Regions from separate parts of the Mus musculus genome. Here region 2 is linked to region 1. The links are chromatin contacts, found by Hi-C or POLR2A ChIA-PET in ENCODE. All regions are on one chromosome and are shown on one strand. The core of a region is the stretch at or near the end of the contact, and the rest is flanking DNA. Distances in the headings are between cores, read along the strand shown.

Region 1 (7,263 bases), core at 3,472-5,971:
CCCACAGGCTACTCTTTTAGATCAGGGTTCAATTCTTAGCACCCACATAATGGCTCACAAACATCTGTAAATCCAGTTTCCAAGGAATCTGATGCCTTTTTCATAAGTAAATCAAACACACACACACAAAACCAATATACAGGATGGCTCCTGTAAGTTGCCCTCTCATCATACCTGGGATTCATACCCAGGACAAACAGCTGAGGTGCATATTTAATGTACTAAAGTAGACCTGGCCTCCAGGTTCTCCCAGTCTCCCTCAGTTCCTACCTGGCATATCCTTCCCTCTACCCTGCACTTTCCAGCCTAAGGGCTGGGCTTCCCCCGCCCACCCTCAGAGGCTCTTTCCTGTATAATCCAGACATTTTGGTCTCTTCCCCCTTCCCCTTCTCTTTTCTCTCCCACTCTCTGCATATTCTCTCTATTTGTGTGTGCACACTCTTTCTCTGTCTTCCCTCTCCCCTCTAGCTCCTCCCCAAGGCCACTTCCCTGGCCTTTTTCCTTGGCATTAATGAACCTTCCTCCTGAGAGCTGCTTCCCACTAAACCTGCCTTTATATATATACTCTAATCTGGCTTGAATTGGTTCATTTCGAGGGCAGAGAAATAACTTATCAATCACATGTGGACCTTGACAAGTGAGCAAAGAAATGTTCACACAATTTTTTGTAATAAAAAATGTATACAAATATACTCCTATGTATGCATACACTGGAAGACATATATCAATTTACAGCTATAGTAAAATGTACCAACATAGATCAGAAACTTTATCCACGAGATAAATGATCAGATGTTGACCTTGGCCTTCCAATCGCAAGTTTTTCTCAATCTGGGTCCCTGTGGGTGGGGGGTGTTCACACATCCACAGACTATAGTCTGACATATTTGAGCTGTTTAGGGGGACAGGGTTTTGCCATGAGCCAAAGAAATTATGGAACTCGCTCTGAGGCCAGTCTGACTGCATCTTGTGATCCTGTCTTCACATTTTGAGTGCTTTGACAACAGAAGTGGGCTCCTATTGTCACATGCCGGGTAGCAAAAGCTACACACAACACCCCCACTTAGCAACTTGTAAATTAAGAAAATTGCCAGGGAGTCAAACTGAACTGGCTAAACTTCAGACAATGTATTTTGACCTGTAGCTTTTTAATAGTAGCTTCAGGCTAAGATATAAACGTGAACGATTCTTGGCCTAGAAGTAATTTTCCTGGCCCCTCAAAAAAAATTATTTCCAACACCCAGATACTTGATTCCTTATTAACCCAATCCCCAAGTGGCCACCCAAAGAGCTAAAAATATTTGTTTCTTTGAATACTGCCTTTTGGTGTCTTAAGAAAAAAAATGAGCCAGGTGGTGGTGGTGCACGCCTTTAATCCCAGCACTTGGGAGGCAGAGGCAGGTGGATTTCTGAGTTGGAGGCCAGCCTGGTCTACAAAGTGAATTCCAGACAACCAGGGCTATAAAGAGAAACCCTGTCTCAAAAAAAAAAAAAAGAAGAAGAAGGAGGAGGAGGAGGAGGAGGAGGAGGAAAGAAAAAACAAAAAACAAAACAAAACAAAAAAAATGGTTTGGGGGCTGGAGAGATGGCTCAGTGGTTAAGGGTGTTTGTTACTCTTGCAAAGGACCTGGATTTGATTCCCAGCACCCACATAATGGCTCCCAACCATCATAATCCCATTCCAAGGGGTCCAACAGGCACACATGGTGCATATATATGCGTTTAACCAAACATTCATATGCATAAATAAAGTAATAGAAATTGAAAAACAAAAGAAAGTTTTGTTCTCTTTTTTACCAGGATGGACTTAGAGTCTCTTTCCCACACTCAGATTTTGTCACTGACTGTCCTTTCTTCTGCTATCGGTGGCAGAAGATGGGAAGAATCCAACCACGATACTATTGGGTAACTTTGAAGAAACAATCTAACATTTTCACCTCAGTTTGTGTGTATGAAGTTGTGACTCGCCTCAGGTTAATTGAGCCAATCATGAGCAGCTCTGCTTGTCCCTAGCGCCAAAATATCTGGCAGGACTTGCTTTGCTCTGAGAGGGGAAGTTGTTCCCACCCTGCAGTCGCCAGGGCTGGCCTCTGTGAAAGCCTGGTGAAAGCCCGGTGCCAACCTTTCACAAGACGTGTTTACTCAAATAGGAGGGGACTCTGGAATGCTGGAGTAGTAATTCAGTCTACAATTAAGCCCTGGCAAGATGAAATTACACATTGGGGAAGAGAAGAAGATTCCTCCTTACCACATAACTTGAGGCAGCAGTAATTAAGGATGATCGCCTCGCTCTATTTTATCCTTTCCTATTTATAGGCTCAACCTTTCCTCAAAACTCCCATTTACTAAGGAGACAGGATTTTTTTCAGGTTTTTTGTTGTGTGTAAACCTGCCCAAGGCTGATTCAAATAAAAGCACGAATACACAGAGACTCAAGGTCTTCCACTTGTATCTGCATTTTCTTTTTTAAAATCTGTATAAGCATTTCCTTGAGATACTCTTTGTTCCAGCTCATCCTAACCTTTTTCATCATTCTGTCTTGGAATATTTCTCATTGGGAAATGCTCACCAACTAGTGTTTATAGGCTGCAATTTGGCTAATTTTTCATGATGAAAAATATAAACTGTTTTGCAAATTCAGGTATTTTTTCAGAGAGGGAGACTGACCTATTTGAAGCAGGATTCACACACAATATTGATTAATCACAAGATTTCCATGTTTTTAGAAATGAATAATCGTGTTTGTCAACGTAAGAATATTTGTTGCATTAAATCGAAAACACACAGTGGGTGGCAGAACCGGGATATAAACCCACCTATTTCTATGGCCGCCTCTAATGATAGACTACAAATACCAGCTTCCCTTGCGATACCAAAGGGTACAAACGTTTGCTTACCAGAAGCTGTATCTAAAACCCAATCAGACGTCTCTCTCTGCTTGACGGCCAATGGGAGGGCTGTTGCTAACATATCTGTTTTATTTTTAGCTTTCATCCTTGTGGGCGGTCTCATGGCATTAGATGGAACACTGGGGGTGGGGGGGTGGGGGCAGGGCTGCTAAAAGGGAAGGGTGAAGTGAAGAGGGGCATGTATGACGCTTGCTGACGCACAAGTAGTCCCAGGAGAAGCCCCCGGGCTGTCCAGCTCGGATTGTGGGGGATGGGACACACGCGCTTAGGTTTCCTCCTGCCATCCTGGCACCGCGGAGTTTGCCCTCCCGCCCGGCATTTCTCTCCTCCTGTCTAGGAAAGCGTATTTAAATCTCTATACCTCCGTTGATCTCTGCTCTTGCCTACGTGATCAAGGAAAATAAAACGCACACAGTTCGTAACTGGAAACTTTCCGATCTCACCGCCCCACGTGGGTTCGGAGACTGCCGTTGCACCGGAACCTTCAGGAACGTGAATAAAGAATAGGGGTTGGCCAGGCGTGGTGGTGCACGCCTTTAATCCCAGCACTCGGGAGACAGAGGCAGGCTGATTTCTGAGTTCGAGGCCAGCCTGGTCTACAAAGTGAGTTCCACGACAGTCAGAGCTATACAGAGAAACCCTGTCTCGAACCCCCCCCCCCAAGAAAAAAAAAAAAGAAGAAGAGGAGGGGTTGTTGAATTGGAAAATAGGCGAACTAAGGCGGGGGCTAGGGGAACTGTACACAAGGCCAGCGGTCCTCCAGCCTAGTCTGATAGTCCAGTTCTCCTAGGGTTTCAACCCGCCACAGATCCTAGACCCCCTCATCGCTGAGCCTGCACTGTCACAAAGCCACAGAGTAGAAAAAGCGTGACCAAAATCCGGGCCCGGGTGCGCCTCGCTTCGCCGCCGCCGGGTGCTGTCGGGCTTAATGAACACCCTGCTCACCTTGCCAGGGCTGGCGCTTCTTCTGCGACTATTGCTAGAAGGAGCGCGGCTCTCATGCTCTCCTGTGCGTGGGTAACCTGCTCCAGAGAGCTCGAGGACCTCAGCAGAGGGGCGGCGGTCGCGCGTGGCCAGCCCTATTATGGTGTTTGGGACCCAACTTTCCGGGCTGGGAGTGCATGACTAACCGGTGCTCCGCTCTTTTTTCTAACCCTCGATCTTCTTGCACCCTTCCCTTCCCTTCGATCTTCCACGTCCCCACCAGGAGGGCGACACTGGTAAACTCAGGTTAGCCTACACTCAGATCCAGAACCTTCCTGGAGGTGGCATCGTGCCACTGTCTCCCCAAATTCAGAATGAACAAATCGGAACCGGGGAGTTCAAGTCACGGGGACCGTCAGAACTGAAGAGTCATGCCGTCTAGGTCTTAGGGAACTTTGAGAGCTGGGGCTAGGGTTTGGAGTTCTCAGGGCCCCGGTGATGCCAGCAACAGCCACTGTGTCCCAGGCTACTTCCTAATGGCCTGTTGTGTTCCAGGTCTGTCCCTACCCTCCCCGGGGTTGGTCTACACCGGTTTAAAAAAAAAAGAAAAAAACGTACATGGCGAGCTCAGACTGCTTTGGAGTCTTAAGAGAAGAAATCCGGCGCTAAGGCGCTCAGAAGGATTCCGAGGGTGAGCAGCCCCGCTGAGGACGTGGCAGGGAGGGGTCTAGAGGAGACAAGGTGAGAAGATCGCTATTACACTTCCCGCAGAACCTGGAATCCCAACCTACGACTGGGCTGCGAGGGGTTAAAGATGCCAAGGGAGGAAAAGTAGTCCCGGCCCCGCCCCGGCTGGGCGGAGGGACGCATCACGCAGGGGTGGGGAAAGCAGATTCATGCGCAGGGTTGCTGAGGGTGAAACTTTTCATTGACTTTGCTCACTTCGGGCCCAGGCGCGGGAAGGTGCAGGTCGTTGAGACTGAGTGTCGTGGGAACCGAGAGGCCAGAAGGACAGGACCTGCCAGACGAGTACATCCAGGGCTGGCCTCCATCCACCGCGTGACGGGTGCCATCCTCGGGTCCGCCATCCCCGCGCCGTCGCCGCCGAGCTCGACCTCCAAAAACAGCGGAAAGAATCACATGAGCTCGGTCCTCGTCCCTCTCTACCCTCAAACGACGTAAAAGGACACCGTGGCCCTCAGCCTCGCGGTGCCCGGGAAGCTGGGAGAGAGACCTCCGTCCCGCGGCCTGCAGAGCGGACCCTTCGTGGAGACCCGAGTGAGTGCGCGGGCTTGCGGGCGGGGGACGCCCACACTGGTCCACTCCCCTGCTGCCCCTCTCCGGATCCGCCCCTGTTTCGCTCTCCATCACTCTCTTTGATCCTGGGGTACCTAGTTTCGAGTGCGGCCCTCTCCTAAGCGGAGAGCGTTTCCTCCTTGACCTCCTTCCCCATTTATTCACGCCTCACTCGTTATGTTTTCCTTGCCCCCCCCCCCCAGAAACCAAACTCTGGCCAGAGTTAAATAAATTATGGGAAGGGAGGGGATTCTATCTTTATTTTTCGGCTGCTTTTCACGTGTGCGGGGTGGTGATTATTAACACAGTCTGTTTCTGTCCCTTTGGAACCTGTGAGATGGGAAATTTGGACATCCCCTTCTTGGTGACAGGGCCGGTTAGTGGAGAGTGCCCTTGGGTTGCCGAGCAAGAACTCATTGCAGGTTGAGCTCTTTATATACTTGTGTAGGCGGAAAAAAAAGTACCCAAAGAGCCTGTCGGATAGTGTATTAATTGTGTCTGATCTCTTCTATTCCTAAACTTCCCCTTCTGTCTGAGGGGGATGTACTCCGCCCTTGACCAAAAATCTAAGGAGGGAAAAGGGAAAAGCCATCCCCTCCCCTGGGAGCAACCAGAACTTCACACAGCAGGCTTTGGGATCAGCAGACAGGGTTTCCGGTGCCAGTTCGGTGTCTAACCTACCCCCCCCCCCCCCATCCACCCTAACCTATCCACCCTGGCCTGGGAGTGGGTTTGGTTTCTCTTTGATTTCTTAACAACAATAAAAATCCTGTTGCTTGCCTGAGCGCCTACCCCCAATGCCTCACTTAAGCACTGGGGAAAACAGCTGGTGTGGGAGGCAGGATTAGGGAGGTTTAACACCCTGCCGGGGAGGGTTGCTGAGGATCTGGTAAGTCTGGTCCTAGGGTAGGCCTTGTAATGGGGAGGAGACTCAGACTTTCTGAATATTGGATGATGCCCGGGTTTCAGATGTACGGATTTTGCTTGCCTGCCTGGGAACCTTTCCCCATTTCCTTTACCTGGGTCTGGTTTCTCAGATTTGTATTAAAAGTGGGGTAAGGCTTGGGCACTACCGGCTTCGGGCTTTATTGTCGACCGGGTGCCTCCTCACAGCTCTACTAGGAATTTCTTTGGCTTGGCCAACAAGACTGGAGAATCGGATCTAATGCTTGCCATTCCCTTCCTGGCTGTGGAGGTGCTGGAGCAGAGCCTACTGAGTATTAGGTGAAAAGGGCTCGTTTCTTCTTGAATACACTGCTCCTACATCTACCACAGACAGCGACACTCCTTTGAGATCCAGAGGCTGGGGCCGGAGCGGTGGCTCTATCCATTCCAGCCCACCTGGTTCATCTAGGAAAAACCCCTTAGTTGCAGAGCCCTGATTCAGTAAGCTTAGGAGGTCATGAAAGAAAAGGGGAGTTATTGGAGTCTAGCCTGAACAAGGACGTGGGGAGAAAGGATACCCGGTGAGAGGCCTTATGGGCAGATTTATGCCAAACGTCTCTGGTGATGGGGGGGGGGGGGCACCCACTCGCTGCAGTGCGCATGTGCATCGGAAACTTTTCCTGGGCTTCGGACCCTTGGCCAGGACCTAGAGCGGGGCATGCGCGGTCTATCTGGCTGGGCCCTCGCGTAGTACACAGGGAAGTGTAGTGTGCTCGAAAAGTAGGTCACGAGTTTCTAGCCTCGCCAGGAGGCCAGAGGACTACGTCTCCCAGAGTGCTGAGCGGTACCGCCTTGAGTGAGGCGAGCCTGGGGCCCCTGAGATCCCTGAAGGGACCTGCCTTGGACTGTGATATGGGGTGTAAGCCCGATGCGCTCATCACTGCAAATATCCTGGAAGGGCTGCAATCTATATTGCCCGCTGGGCCGCTGCCTCCAGGATAAAAGCTAAGGACTAATCCCTGGGAAGCAAGCTGAGCCTTGCTGTCGCTGTCCACTGTGGCTGTACTTCTTGACCATGTTAAAATGCCCCCACCTACCCACATTTACCTGAAGCATGGAGATGATTGATTCTAGGATGTTGGGAATTTGAGATACCTGAATTTTTTATATGGGAGGTATAGATTCCTTTTCCTCGCCCTTTCTACAACATTGCTTCTCTCTCGCTTTCTTCCTTCCTTCCTTCCTTCCT
Region 2 (7,263 bases), core at 2,116-4,615, 290 kb before region 1:
CCAAAACCTGACGCCTGAAGTCATACTGTAAGGGCAAAACAGACACCAACGCACACCTATGCCCACAATCAGAGGCACACACACACAAACCAAAAAAAGATAATGAAGCCAACAGTTAAAAAAATAAATAAAACTCCAGACTCTGGCATTGCTTCAGAGAGAATGACATTGATATTCTTCCAAAGGGCTTCATTCCATCACCTAATTTATCTAGGTTATCTCAGTCCCCATTATAAGAAAGTCCTTTCTTATTTATATAGTGTCCTGCTGAAATTGTTTATTTATTCTATTTTTTTTTTTTTTGGGCAGTATTGGGAATTGAACCTAGGACCTCAACATATGTTAAGCAAGAGTTCTACTGTTGAGCTGCCCCTCCCCCCTCCAGCATTCTTTTTTAGTTTGAGATGAGGGTCTCACTAAGTTGTTTGGGCTGGTCTTAGAACATGAGGTGACCCCTCTGCCTCAGCTTCTGAAAGCTGAGATGGCTTATGCTCCACTGTGCTCAATTGCATTGTCTTTGTGGTAGTAGGTATCAAACTCATAAATTTATGAATTCCAGGCAAGCACCCTGCCATGGAACTATATTTCCAGGTCAGTGACCATTTATTTTACCCCAAAGAAATAAGAACTTAGGGCTGGTGAGATGGCTCAGTGGGTAAGAGTACCCGACTGCTCTTCCGAAGGTCTGGAGTTCAAATCCCAGCAACCACATGGTGGCTCACAACCATCTGTAACAAGATCTGACTCCCTCTTCTGGATTGTCTGAAGTCAGCTACAGTGTACTTAAACATAATAAATAGATAAATCTTTAAAAAAAAAAAAAAAAAAAAGAAAGAAGAACTTAAAGAACGTAAAGCTCTCCGACTAAGAAGAGACCCTGTTGGTCTTGGACTCACAGCTCCTTGAGCTCCTGAAGGCAGCCATGAGACTTTTAGGCTTCCAGTTACAAAAGTGCATTCATATCACCTCTCCTCTTCCTCCTCTTGGATGCACATGGGCTGCTCACCCTGATCCAATCATGGAAACTATACCTAATACCGTTTAGTATCCTGTCCCAGGTACTCATACAGACATTCCATAAACAGTGAGCATTCTCACTGTCCCAAGGGCTGTTCTCGGTGCAAAGAACAGAGGGAAGAAAAAGAAAGGTGGTTTGTCCCCTTGTCCCGTCGTACCACGCCCCCCGCCCCTCCAGTAACCTGCTCAGGAGAACAGAGGGTTCAGGGGACACTTCCAACTAGCCCGGTGTCCTTAGCTTTGTTCAACTGGTTCTTCTTGTCTTTTAAGGTCAATGGCTATCTCCTTGGTGTGATCTTTCTGGTAAACTAGCCTTCAAGGAAGCTTTCCCACCTCTGACTTGCACTTGCTGCCCTAGGCACATACAAAACCCCAGGTGGTCCTAAAATTTTCCGTGAGACTTAGCAATCTATAAGGTTAATATTAACCGCTAAGATGATTTAATAGACTGAAAACGCAGACAAATAAAGATCATTATAAAATGTAAGTACAAAAAAAAAAAAAAAAAAAAAAAGACCAAGATGAATTTTCTCTTGTACCTGCTGGCAGGCAGTTTTAGACATCCTTACTGACTAGGGAACCCTGGGTATGCTAATGAACAGCGCTGGGCTTCAGTCCCAACAACGGTGAGGGGAGATGGCCAGTCTGACATCCATCTTTATCTGACAGGGCTGTGATAAGTATTGGGAACCTGTGTGAGTGCTTAACACTTTTATCTTGTACCTGGGTGCTCAAAACACTTTAGCCACTCCCACGTTCCAAGGAGTAACCCCTCCCATTCGTTAACCTATCTTAGTGTTTAGCGATCCTTGGTGGAAGAATCTGTGGTTAAAAGTGGAACTTCCAATACACGGGCTTGTCACACTGTCTGGATGACCAAAATGAGAAGTAAGGGCGAACCCTAAGGGAAAAATGCTACAAAATGCTACAAAAGCAAAACAGGCACCTGGCCAACACCTTCTTTAAACAACTGTTGTCACTCCTTTCTCCACGAGAGAACCTTCTACCTGCTTCTTCGCCTGCGAAGCGAGGATGTGGCCATCACATCTGCCTGCAAGGTTCTAGATTCTAGGTGTAGTAACATTCCATAAACTGAGTCACTGCCTAGGAGTTCTGGACTCTCTAAAGTAAGTGACCTTAAACGACACCTCCGGCAAAACTGAGCGATACCCAATTCAGCGGGATTGAATAAATGAACTAACGCAAAGTATTTGGGACTGAGAACTTCAGAAGAGCCCTGACTACTGAGAATGACTTAATTACTAGCCTATTTTTCTTAAAGGTGGAGTGGAAAGAAACTAATAGTGGCTCAGAAACAGAAAGAACTGGGCTTTGTTAACCAGCATGATGACCGCGGGCAAGTCTGGGACCCTCTCCAAACCTTCCTTCCCGTGGCTGAAAAGTGAGAGAATTTTAAGAGAGGTTCCCTGGGCTCCTACCAGTTCTTCCACTTCGCTGTTAAGGCCGCCGAAACAAAGGCCACCAGCTCCCTAGTCTGTACCCGAGGGGCCACAACTCAAAATTCTTGCTGCTCAACTCCCTTTGCAGTGCGACAGCAGGAGCGCCCGGGTCTCCATCCAAGGCCGCCGCACTCTGCGGTCTCTGTCCACTCCATCAGTAACTTGCTTTTTGCAGCTGTTGCCCAAAGTTTTCCAGAGCGCCCGCAGACCCGGCTGTCAGTCAATCCCGAAAAGAGCGGGGGCGTGGGGGAGCCGAGCCCGGGAGCGCAGTCCGGGAAATCCCGAAGCCGCTCCAGTGGCCAGGCAGGGAGTGACAGGTGCGACGCGGGACGCCGGCGAAGACCGGACAAACCAGAGCGCGTGTGGGCGCGCGAGGGAGGCAGCCGCCTCGCTTTCTCCTCTGGCGGCACTCGCGACGCCCCCAGCCCCGCTTCGGGCCCCGCGGCGCCCACGACTCCTCAGCCACCGGGAGCCCTGCGTCACGACCCGGGCTCAGACTCTGGAGCCAGAAGAACTGGGAACCTCCCGGGCAGCCCGGCCCCCGCGGGTTCCTTCCCGCGCACGCCGGGGCGATCGCGGGGTGGGCGCACGCGCACCCGCGAGCGCCGCCGTAACCCCTTCCTCCCCGCGCGCCCCCCGCACTCCCACCCAGCCGCCGCCACTCACCGTCGATGTCCCCGAGAGTCAGCTCATCGCCCAGCTCCGTGAGGGTCTCCATGGTCTCCAGAACGCCCAGCTCGCTGCTCTCATCCATCGCCCAGCTTGGCGCAGAGTCCCCCGTGAGGTCCAGCTCAGGGAGACGCGGAGGCGGTACCGCCGCCACCGCCCATGACACCCGACAGCCCCCACCTGGTACCGCCTCACCGCCCCGTGCCAACCGCCGCCATGTTTGAGCTGCGCCCCGACTCCACGGAAGGGGCGGGGCAGAATTCCCCCGCCCCGGGCCGCGCCCACTGCAGCCCCGCCCCGAGCCTCCGCACCCCCAAGTTTGTTGTCAATGGGACCAGGCTTGCATTAGCCAATCGGCGCGCGAAGCGGCTCATGGGGTGATGGTGCGTCATCGATCAGCAGCTCAGATTTGCATAGCGGGACTCCGCCCCTCACGGCATCCAAGCGCCAGCGGAGAGTAGCCGCCGGGTCCTCGTCCCAGCCTTCTTCTGGCTTAAAGGAGCCGCTACTTTTCCGTTGGATCAGCTCCAGGAGCAACTTTGTCGAGAGCCCGGAAATAGAAGGGTTAACGCACCGCTGTCCGGCGCTACCTTCTACCACCGCCCCCTTTACTCTAGGAGCACATTACGTCATCTCCCCAGTTGCCTCTTCCCTCCCCCTAGCTCTGGGTAGAATCATAGTACCCTAACATTCTGGGATAGGCTATCCAGACCCTAAGTCACACTTATCCCATCCGAGACTTAACAGGGTCTTGAGATCACCTGAGTATTGTGAACATTTTACAACTGGCCCTCAATTTTGGGAAACCTCGATCATTCTAAGGCCTTCAGACAAGGTCATTTGTTCAATGGTCTCTCCAGGTGAGGCCCCACTCCTGCAGTCACCTCACTGCATCATCTTACAGGTAGTCGGTCACACTGCACACAAAGGTGCACGCTTCCAAGAACTTATCCGAAGAAACAAAAAGATTAGTGTTCCGAGGAATGCTATTAAGTACATGTATTCAAAGACATTCATCACAAAGTTCTCTAACGGGAAAACAGTAACACAGTAAGGCATCAGGTACATAAATTACCTCCAAACAGTAGAATATCAGGGCATCGTTAAAAAAAAGAAATGCTGGAATGGACATCTGAGAAAGGACCTAAGTGTATACTGAGAGGAAGAAGGTTTTCATGGCATACATAGGAAGAGCTTCTTGTGAGTCTGAGGCAGTTGTTCTTAGGGGGTCAGAGCTGAAGGCTCTGTGGGGAGACCTGCATATCCAATAAGCCACTTCCTGCTCCTGGGCTGGCTAAGCAACTGTTTGCTGATAAGCCTGGTTTGTCATCTTTAAAACAGCACAAGACCACAGTTGTCATTGTCACATTTATTTGATTTCCGTGGCAAGCAAACAGCTCTTAACTTCTGGGATGAAGTGTTCCAGCAGGCTCTGAGGGGGAAAGGGTCTCCAGTGAAGGTATTGCAGCTCTGAGAGGGAAAAAGATCCTGGCAATCAGGCGCCTGGGAATACCCACAAAGTCACATCACAACAAGTCTCACAGGAGAGATTTACTGGGAGAGGCGCCTCTGCTGGGGGACAAGAAATAGCAAAGAACTGAGCAAGAGACAGGGTTTCTAGGTGGGGTTGGGGAAGCTGTCCAGAGTGGCCTGAATTTTTTTTGTGTGTGTGAAACCTTGCCTCAAAAAAACAAAACAAAATCAAATCACTAAACAACAAAAACAAAACAAAACACACACACACACACACACAAGACAGACTAGCCAAGGAAAAGTAAAGATAAGATGAGACTAACAAGGGGCTGGATATCACGACTCTGGCCTGGGGCCAGCAAGATGGTTCAGTGCGGTGCTTTTGGCTAAGCCTGCTGACCTGAAATCAACCCCTGGGACTCACATAGGTGGAGAGACCTGATTCTCAGAAGTTCTCTGACCTTCATGTGTGTGCTTAGCAACTGGCCTGGGAAAGGACAAAAGGAGGCTCATTAGAAATGGTAAGGTGGGTGGGGGGAGGTGCTAGAGAGATGGCTCAGTTGGTTAAGCACTGACTGCTCTTCTAGAGGTCCTGAGTTCAATTCCCACCAACCACATGGTGGCTCACAACCATCTGTAACAGGATCTGATGCCCTCTTCTGGTGTGTCTGAAGACAGCTACAGTGTACTCATATAAATAAAATAAGTATATCTTTAAAAAAAAAAGAAATTGTAACAGGATGGCCACCACACTGGTCCCACACCTCAGCAAAAAAGACATCTCCCTCCAGCTTTGTCCACATAACTGAATGTCCCTTCAGCTGGCACCTAGCTCCCACTGGGATGACAGCTTGTCACACTGTACAAGCTACTCCTCAGGAGCTAGGTTGTTATTCGAAGAGACTGTGCTAAGTGACTGTTACATCCAGATACCTACCATGGATTGGTACATCGTAGAAATATTTCTCATTGACTTCCTCTGAGAGCTTTGCCTTCAGGCGTCCTCCACCATCTTTCAGATGTTACTGCCTCTAGGAGGCTCTCCAGTTGGACTAATCAAGAGTTTAGCTGGAACGAGCTGAAACAGACATAATGATGGCTGCCGGTTGGTAGTAGGGCAGATGCTAAAATCTAGAGAGTTTGATTGTCCAAGAAGAAATGCCCAGAAAAGGGAAGCTAGGTCAAAATACCTATTCATCTAAAGAAGAGAAGAAAAAGTCTAAAAGAGAGGATAAACCCCATGAGGCTCACCCTTAGAAGTCCTCGACATATCTCTGGAGGGCAGAGGAGAATGGAGGACTGCCAACCTGAGAGACATCTAGTAATGGTTAGAGACATTTTTAGCTGTCCTAGCTGGGGGACTGCTCCTGGCATCTAACAGGTGGGGACCAGGGATACTTATTAAATATCCTACACCACTCTGGATAGCCTCCTCACACAACAGCTCAGAGGTCCAAAATGTCATCAGCGCCACTTTTAAGAAGCCTTCCCTGCCTTAAGAGGTAACTAGGGGTTTCCCAGATTCCCCACAGTGCCACAGACTGGACTTGGAAGTTTAGGAGACTGGAACATCCTAGACTACACTATCGCAGATGCCATCGTGAGCACCCCTAGCAATGGCCCCTGGCCAGGACACTAGGAAACAGACAGGCTAGTTACCTAGGTCACTGCCACTACAATAAACATGCAGTTGTTACACAACTGAATTCCTGCTGCTGAGTAAGCTAGAGAAGCAAGCGCCTTCCATCAGGTGTTGTGTGTTTCTGTCTTCTAAAGCAAGCTGCCCGTCCACCACCTTTTTTGAAAGAGTGCCTCCATGTGTGGCTGGCCTGGAGCTTGCTATGTAGACCAGGCCAGCTTCAAACTCACAGATTGGCCTGCATCCTGAGTGCTTGGGCTGCTGTGTGCCTGCATAAGGCTCAAAGGTGGAGTTCCCAGAACAAATGACCACAGCAATCAACACTGACAGCGCACTCAAGGACAGAAGAGGCAAGCAAGACAGCTGCTTATTTCTTTGACGTTCCAGATGGAAATCCTCGGGCACTTTTGAGGAAAGAATAGAATCTATCAAGTTAGGCACTGAGATCAGAGAGGGGAAAGCCCAAGAAAAAGGCACCAGATGGACTGGACATAAAAGGAAAGAGAGACCCGGGTCCTTCTCTTACCCTGAACACAAGGGGCACTCCACAAATCAGTGAGATTAAAAAAAAAAAAAGAAAAAAGAAATTCAGAAAAGGCAAACTGCCACCAAAATTCCAGGCATTGCCTGCCTGCAGGGCCTTTTCATAAATACTTATTCTCTCTAACATCTGAGTATTCTGGGATGGAGAACCCAAGAAGGGCGCAATCCTGATGACATTAGTGATAGAGGCACAGCCTAGGCTAGTCCCAAATTGGCCTTCCCAGCACATGCGACTGCGTCCTTTAACACTTTTTTTTTTTTTTTTTTTTTTTTTTAAGATTTATTTATTTTTATTGTATATAAGTACACTGAGCTGTCTTCAGACACTCCAGAAGAGGGAGTCAGATCTCATTACGGATGGTTGTGAGCCACCATGTGGTTGCTGGGATTTGAACTTCGGACCTTCGGAAGAGCAGTCGGGTGCTCTTACCCACTGAGCCATCTCACCAGCCCCCTTAACAC

The links. Hi-C counts contacts between places; a loop is a spot of excess contacts on that map. ChIA-PET counts read pairs that join two places held with the same protein, here RNA polymerase II (POLR2A).
Region 2: a loop to region 1 is called in a map of T-helper 17 cell, with 1.8 times the contacts of the local background. The contact joins the promoter of Srebf2 here to the promoter of Tob2 in region 1. A Hi-C loop is called at or near these places in 2 of 37 maps with a recorded cell type or tissue (both T-helper 17 cell). POLR2A ChIA-PET finds 5 or more read pairs at or near these places in 3 of 5 experiments (Patski and embryonic stem cell).

What each region holds. Positions count from the first base shown.
Region 1 is chr15:81,855,784-81,863,046 of GRCm38, reverse strand. It overlaps Tob2 (transducer of ERBB2, 2), which reads left to right and starts at 4,721. Exons shown (of 2, transcript NM_020507.3): 1 at 4,721-5,111.
Region 2 is chr15:82,143,371-82,150,633 of GRCm38, reverse strand. Srebf2 (sterol regulatory element binding factor 2) reads right to left here and starts at 3,365. Exons shown (of 19, transcript NM_033218.1): 1 at 3,144-3,365. The coding sequence starts at 3,231.